Regions from separate parts of the Mus musculus genome. Here region 2 is linked to region 1. The links are chromatin loops, found by intact Hi-C in ENCODE. Cell type or tissue: heart. All regions are shown on one strand.

Region 1 (4,000 bases):
TTTAAAATTCCAATATTAACTTCACTGTATTCTAAAAAGTAAATATTTACATTTATGTACATTTCTCTATCTGTAATATATGTTCCTTTCCTTTTGCTCAAATCTCACACTAATTATAACCCACAATTAGTGTATATTTTTTTATTTTATTTCCTAGACATAAAACCAGACACTTAGCACTGAATAACAACTATTATAAATGATCAACATTTTTTTTTTCTGCCTTAAAAGTTACATTTCATCTGGGTGGTGGTGGCCCATCCCTTTAATGCCAGCCCTCAGGAGGCAGAGTCAAGGGTATCCTCTGTGAGTTCAAGACCAGCGTGGTCTACAGAGCTAGTTCCAGGACAGCCAAAACTATATAGAGAAATCCTGTCTCAATCTCGCCCTCCTCCACCCCAAAAAAGTTATAATTCCATACAATAAAATGTTGTTGATTTAGCTGACTGAAGCTAGAAACTAAGACACAACACCACCATAAAAGGTTAATTGGTCATTTGCTCAGTGATCCTGCCAATTGACTTTCATGTGTTACAGGGTCACAGACAGCATCAGGACTCTTGCTGGTCAGTCCTTCCATCAGAAGAACCAGCCAAATGTACAGCTGGCGCTGCACACATCAACTATCACCAGTTGTTGTTGTAGTATCAATGTACTACAAACAAATCATGTAAAAATATCATCCTGGGAAAGTACTACAGTAATAAATCCAGTGAATCCCACAACAGAGGACAACCTATGAAACAAAAGTATAAACTCTATCTCAGATACTAAATTAAAAATAGTAGATGGCTTCAAATTCAAAATCTACTTCTAAAAAATAAATATACTTTTACAGTGGGCTGAGTGTACTTCAGTGGTAGCCTGTATTCTTAGCAAGCACAAGACCGAGTTCAGTCCCCAACACCAAAAATGAATAAGTAGAGCCGGGCGTGGTGGTGCCTTTAATCCCAGCACTTGGAGGACAGCCTGGTCTACAAAGTGAGTTCCAGGACAGCCCAGGCTACACAGAGAAACCCTGTCTCAAAAAAAAAAAAAAAAAAAAAAAGAATAAGTATAAGTATAAATAACACACCAACTTTGATACTCTGTAGGCTAGAATTATAAATTTTAAGACAATGTGATCTCTTTCACCTCTCCACTTTATCAATTCATGTACTTTCCCTTTATGTGGCAATTATAATCTCAAATTATGGTAACATTCATCTTTCAAAAACCTTTTTCTTATTAGCTGGCTGCAATTGCAATCTAATCACTTTTCCACTCCCCAATTTCTCTTCTGACAGATAAGACTTTCCCATACTATGTTACACAAGGGAACACAATTAGCACTTTGGGTCTTTTAGGTTTTGCCTCTCCAAGCAGCTGTGACGCCCTGAAAATAAGCATCACCTTTCTACCCACAATTCCCTACAAAGTATAAATTAACTATACTTAGCTCGTCGCACAGTATCCAATAGGAATTAGTTCTAGGACACACTCCCACCCCACCCCAATCCCCACTCCAACCCCATCCTTGGATACTGAAGTCCTTTACATAAAATGGCATAAAATTTACATTCAATCTATCACACATCCTCCCCTAGAGTTCAAATCTGTACATTATTTATACTATATAATAAAATGTACATGGCACGTTAAGTAGTTGTTACACTGTTTGGGAATGACAAGAAGAAGGAAGACTATTTCCTCCTCCCACAAGAAGGGCTGATGGTACATGGTATTGCTATTTAATTTGCTCACAGATCGGTCTCTTGAACTATATTATAAACCCCAGAAGAGTTCAGGATAAGCAATAAAAATCTTTGTTTTGTTTTGATTAAGATGTATTTTATGTATATGAGTACACTGTAGCTGTCTTCAGACACACCAGAAGAGGGCATCAGATCCCATTACAGATGGTTGTGAGCCACCATGTGGTTGCTGGAAACTTAACTCAGGACCTCTGGAAGAGCAGTCAGTGCTCTAAACCATTGAGCCATCTCTCCAGCCTGCAGTAAAACCTTTGAATGCTTCCTACATAGCTCTGTATTTGTAAAGTATCTGACAGACATTTGTGGGGAATTTTGATCAATCTTTGACCAAAGACACACACACTCTTCCTACTGAACACACACTTTCCACCACTTCTTTTTAGGGGAGAAGATTCAATTATGTCTGATTCATTCTCAATACAAATGTTTACAACATAATAGTAGAGTTCAGTGTGTGTATAACCAAATAAAATCTAAGCACATTGTCTTTGACTAACAATGTGGTCCTCAAAAAACTTAAGATCCTATAAATTGCAGCATCTGGGTTTTTTTGTTTTGGTTTTTTGGGGTTTTTTTTTTTTTTCCAATTCATACTCAGATTTGAGAATGTTTTCAATACAACTGCTGTTAAGGATATCTGCAGGGACGGGAGTAGGGACAAGAACATTAAAATACAGCTAACAGTTTAAGCATCACGCTTCCATTCCATTTTATCCAAAGAATTTAAACGGGAGTAAAAAAAATGTAGACACAACCTGTAATTCAGTATAAGCCCTACGGAAAACAAGAGATACTGGATTTGCATACCATGAGTTAATTTTTAAAGTGTTGCTTCACAAAATTTTTACATTTATCCCATGACCAGCTGGTTCTCATCTCACCAATGCCCCGCCCCACACACACTTCTCACCTTCCTACACACACATACACTGAAGTCCCTGGGCCAAACCAATCATCATGGGAAAAAAACTAAACCATGTGGTTCGTTTCCCTAATTCTTTGTGAAAATAGTCATAGTTCTTTTTTCCCCAAAGGAAAATTACCTATTCTAACGAGACCTGAGAAGGAAAGGCAGCTCATTATCAGTTTCCCATTCTCCACAGGGAGGAGAAAAAAAAAATGGTATTAACTTGCAATAAGAGACAGCCGTTCCACCATGCCCCTTTTACATTTTAAAAATGTTTAAACTTAAGGGTTAAGAATTTTTGTTTTGTCTTCAGGGTACATTCGCAGGAATGGAGAAGTGAGGCATTTCACTTTGCAGAAAAAGGACCCCTTAATAAAAAGGGGGTCCCTCGGAATTTGGGCAGGGGGTAACCTATCCCTCTGTCACACAAGCCTGCCATCGAGCAAGATCCCGTTAGACAGAAAACGCCACTCGCCACCTCCCCCGCCATCCGGAACACTGACAGGAGAGGACTGCGGGGGCGACGGGGCAGAGGCGAGGGGGCGGGACGCCACGCACCGCACGGCACCGCACCGGTCACTCGCACGGGGCTGCTGGGGCCTGGTGGCGACCCTCGCTCCCTGCAGCCGCCGCCCTCGCCCTGTCCCTACCCCGGCGCGGCTCCCTGGACCGAGCACCGCGCGGCCTCCCCCGCTCGCCATCGCCCCGCGCGCCCCTCACAGCCCGCGTCCTGCCGCGCCGAGCCGCGCGAGGGGCCGCGTCGCATCGCACCTGGATGTAGTTATTCTCGCAGTAGTCGGCCACCCGCTCCAGATTCGTGTAGCTGTCGAAGAGAGCCCGGCGGCCCCCCGGGATTTCCTCTTCCAGCAGCATCTGCAGCTCCGCCATCTTCACATCCTTCTCTTCCTCCTCCTCCTCCTCCTACTCCTCCTCATACAGCCCGCAGAGGCAGCGGCCGCGACGCCCGGGAGAGGAGGAGCAGCGGCGGACGCGGCGGGAATCGGGAGGAGCGAGCGGCTACCCCCCCACACACACCCTACGGCGCGCGACGAGGGAGGGGGCGGAGGGGAATGGAGGCGGGGCGCGAGCCGACGGGCCGCGAGGACGGTCACCGCGGCGACGGGCGCGCGCACGCGCGCTCCCCTCCACCCGCCCCCAGCGCCCGAAAAAGATTCCCACCCGCGCCGCCCCTCCCCCACTTCCGGCGTCTCCTAGCGACGGGAGGGCGGGGGCCGGGATGCGCGCGGGAGCGGGGCTCTGGGTTAACCCTTCGGCCCCGCGCGGCCTTCCTGGGTCTGGGAGTCCTCAGCAGCCTTTGTTAGCCGGGCGGGAATGCACC
Region 2 (4,000 bases), 66 kb before region 1:
ACATCTTTAAAAATTCATATTTATTCCAAACACAGCAGGCTGAAATCTTGGGTCTAGATTTCAAAATATTGGCACTATTTTTGTTTCTAATTTGCCTTGGCTATAAGATCAAACACAAGAATGTATTTTCACTCAGATCCTTGGACCTTCAAATATTAACAGCAAAAAAAGAGACATGTCCAGTCTTTTCTTTTTTTTTTTTTTAAGGGTAAAGGAACTGTGCACAGAATCAGACATTTCAGGATAGACCAGAGCCCTCAGTACCTGTGTCTTGGTAAAGTGGTTGCATTCTGGTCAGCAAAGTTTCAACATTTGTTTAAAATTCCTAATATCAACCATATTTTAGTTTATGGGCAAATAAATGGGAAAATTTACAATAAAACAGGAAATAACCTCACAGTATTAACAGCATGCAATCTATAAAATATTACATACATTAAAAGTCTCCGATTACTGTAGGCCTGGCTCATTGTTACAGAGTATCCTTCCAAAACAATTCATAGAATCCAAAATTGAAAAAATTTAAGATTGGGGGAAAAGGCCAACATAGAGTATTTTGTGTTTCGTTTTTAAACCCTATTAGTACTCAATAATACAAGGGGGAGGGAGTCATCTGTCCCATGGATTACCCCCAGTGCAAGTCTTCAGCACAAAGGATTTCACAAGTGTTTTCTGCAAACCCCAACTCAGCAGGAGTCCAGAAGATAAACTGTATTCCTGGTGCCTACCACCAGTTGTTTCTATGACTACAAAAGCTAGTTGTTTGCTGGGTTTCCAAACGTCTTATTAGTCAACTAAGCTTGTTCAACAAAAGGCTACTTAAATAAATAATTAGTGCAACTATTTTTCAAAAGTTTCCATGTACCAATACAATCAGAGTTAAACGTTCATATACAGTCTTGCTTGGGTCCATAATGGAACTAAAGGTTCAGAGGACTTCAGGGATATATTCTGAAGACAGTCAAGATGACCTAACAAATCCATGAAGTGGAACGTGTGCTAGAAGCAAGTTAAAGAATCCAAAGCATCTAAAAAAACTCTAAAAGTGTGAGCCGGGCGGTGGTGGCGCACGCCTTTAGTCCCAGCACTCGGCAGGCAGAGGCAGGTGGATTTCTGAGTTTGAGGCCAGCCTGGTCTACAAAGTGAGTTCCAGGACAGCCTGGGCTATACAGAGAAAGCCTATCTCAAAAAATCCAAAAAAAAACAAAAAAAAACAAAAAACAAAAAAAACAAACCATCTAAAAGCGTGATAGCTGATGTGCAATGTGGTTTTAAAATAAAATTAAAACCAAAACAGCCTGCTGCTCCTGGTACAGTGGCTCCTCCTTACAATCCTAGTATTTGAGAGGCTAGAGCAGGAAGACACCATGTCTGAAACAAACAAAACCTACAACCTTAAAGCAAAAGAGGTCTTGAGAAGAACACTGTCTGGGTCCGAGTTGCACAGTGAAGCCTCAGGTGCAGATAGCGGATCTACCAGTGGAGTGTCAGTGCCTTATAGTCTGCTTTTCTTCACATCTACAACGCTTGTTCTTCTAGCATCACCAGACAGCATGTACAAGGCCTGCATCTGGATTACAACAGCTTTACTTCCTCTTCGGTAGATGAGGGAGATGCCAATAGTTTCAAATACATACTACTGATTTTCCTCAGTGTGACTGGGCAAGTATTTTATTCTATTAGTCTTCTCCAGCACACTCTTCACTCTGAATCACAAAATTCAGAATATTACTAGGAGTGCCACTTTAGAGTCTAATCACTTCAGATCAGGAGGAGACTTATTTTTCTATAGCTGAGAGATTGAAAATGACTTGGCATCAGCTAACACTGCCATTGATAATGGTCCAAGAGCATGGTAGCAGCCTTTCATTCCCAGTCCAGTGACTGTCAAGAGACTTGACAACACTAGTCTCTGCTAAAAAATTAAAGGTGGGGTGGGGGGGTTGAATATCAAAAGAACAGTAATAGCTGGTCTGACTTCCTGCTCTGAAACAGCCTAAGGCTGGAGATCCTTAGGAACCTTCGTATCCAACAAGCTCACCTCAGTACATGAAGTACCTACACCACATTTCACATTGCTTTCACTGGCTGCTATCAGCAATGCAGTCTCATGCAACAGTGCATTAAAATCAAACTGTTAACAACCCTGGGAATATTTGGAGACTTTCACATTTTGTCATCCTTATAATCTACAAACAGGACAGGGTGCAAGGGAGTTCAAGGTTAACTCACCTAGCGCACTCCAGTGCTAAGAGAACACAGGGTTTACAGTGTTAAAGAAGGAAAACAGCCTTAAGCAATCAAAAAGCAGTTAAATAAAGTATTTAAACACTGGTTCCTTTCCTCTCCATATACTGAAAGTAAAGGGCAAGGGTGTCCACCAGGCCATGAGGTTAGCCCCAAAGCAGAGGCAATGAGCATCCAATGTCACAGATTCTGCAGGAAGAGAAATCCAAGGGTGTACAGTATTCCTGAGAAAGATCCCAGATATTTTTCCTCAAGTCAGTCTTGGTCTTACATGTTTTAGCTACATGTTCATGTTGGTATGCCTTTCATGATTGAGAAATGGTCACATTTTCAATCTAGACAGCATAATGCAAATGACAGCAAGAAGATCCACTTGTTCAGACTTGGCTTTCAGTTTTTGATACAAGGGGATAAACCAAAACAGTAATAAAAGGAGTAACTTCATCATTTGTATGCTTCATTCATTTCACTGGGAGGAAATTCCCAGGGCCTCAAGCTAATCTGGGAAGACCTGACCTCCTGAGAGAAGCACAGCTGTGCCGGGCTCTACTCCGAATAATGCATGATGGACTCAACATAGTTCCCAGGGAAGAGCCCGGTCACACCATTCATAACTCCCTCATACCAACCATCGTCATTCTTCTTGATGACATATATAATGGCTCCTTCCTGAAAGGACAGCTCATCTTCCTTGTCTTTTGTATAATCATAAATTGCCACAACTAGGGGGAAAACAAAAATAGGATGTGAACGAAAATACCATTTCTAGAAAGATAAAACCAAATAAGCACTCATACACAGCAACTTTCTAAAATTTAACATATATATTTTTTCTATCCAATTACCAGTTTAACACAATTGAGTATCCTTTTCTAAAAAAAAGTTCTATATCCAATATAAATGGCAAACAAGTAAAAAAAAAGTCATGTTTAGTTAAACTTACCCTTCGATGGCCTATTAAAAAAAACCATTGCAGAGAAAAAGCAATCTAAGGATCATGAAAGACAGCTATTCATTTCAACTTATACTGAGGCACCATATTGTATAAAAAGAAATGCTCATAATGTAAATATACTACTGTTGTGAGATACATTGTGAGGCACCTGAGTAGTGAGACAGACTAAAGAACAGCAAGGCCATCACTCCTTTCTGGACTCTTATCAGTGAAGACTGAATTCTTACAAGCTAAAGACCACTATACAGATACTTTGTCTTTCAGAACATATACTGCATTATGTTACCAATTTAATACATCCATAACAATAAGGTGCTAAAAAAACCAGGACACTTGATTTAGTTCCTCTGTGGTTTTTACTAGTTTCAATCACTTGGTAATGGGCCCCTTGAACCATTATCTCATATAATCTCTGGTTCCTAGCATTACATCTACCCTCAAAATTTTTAATAAAATCAGATAACTCATAACTTAACTCACATTCACTTAAGACTTAGTCTTTGTTCCAAACTCAAGTATGTTCTGCATACCATAAAGAACTTTTTTCAAGAAAAGTATCTCATTTGGGCCAGCAATAGATATGGTTGGTAGGTAAAGGTACTACTGCCAACCAAGACGAACTAAATTCAATTCCTGGAACCTACATAACCAAAGAAGAAAATGCACTCCTACAGGTGATCTTTTGACATGTATACATACACATATAAATAAATGTATTTTTTAATTAAGAAATATCTCCAGCTGTTTTTTCTAAGCATACACACTGTAACTTGTCTTAAAACTTGAGGGCTGGGATGT

The links. Hi-C counts contacts between places; a loop is a spot of excess contacts. Peaks named below come from ENCODE experiments on the same cell type or tissue, not always from the same donor. Only the 100,000 strongest peaks of a DNase experiment are listed, where the experiment ranks them.
Region 2: a loop joins it to region 1, with 2.0 times the contacts of the local background. A loop is called at or near these places in 2 of 42 quality-filtered maps.

Annotation. Positions count from the first base shown.
Region 1 is chr1:60,409,352-60,413,351 of GRCm38, reverse strand. It overlaps Abi2 (abl-interactor 2), which reads right to left and starts at 3,733. Exons shown (of 12, transcript NM_001198570.1): 1 at 3,433-3,733. The coding sequence starts at 3,549. In heart, a CTCF peak has its summit at 1,833 (motif pointing right); a DNase peak (open chromatin) is centred at 3,721; H3K4me3 peaks cover 1,636 bases; H3K27ac peaks cover 1,292 bases.
Region 2 is chr1:60,475,709-60,479,708 of GRCm38, reverse strand. It overlaps Abi2 (abl-interactor 2), which reads right to left. Exons shown (of 12, transcript NM_001198570.1): 11 at 2,877-2,969; 12 at 1-1,706. The coding sequence ends at 1,702. It also overlaps a transcript of Raph1 not described here. Among named protein-coding and RNA genes, the nearest start is that of Abi2, 68 kb to the right of the region's middle. In heart, no CTCF peak of the experiment used is centred here; no DNase peak of the experiment used is centred here.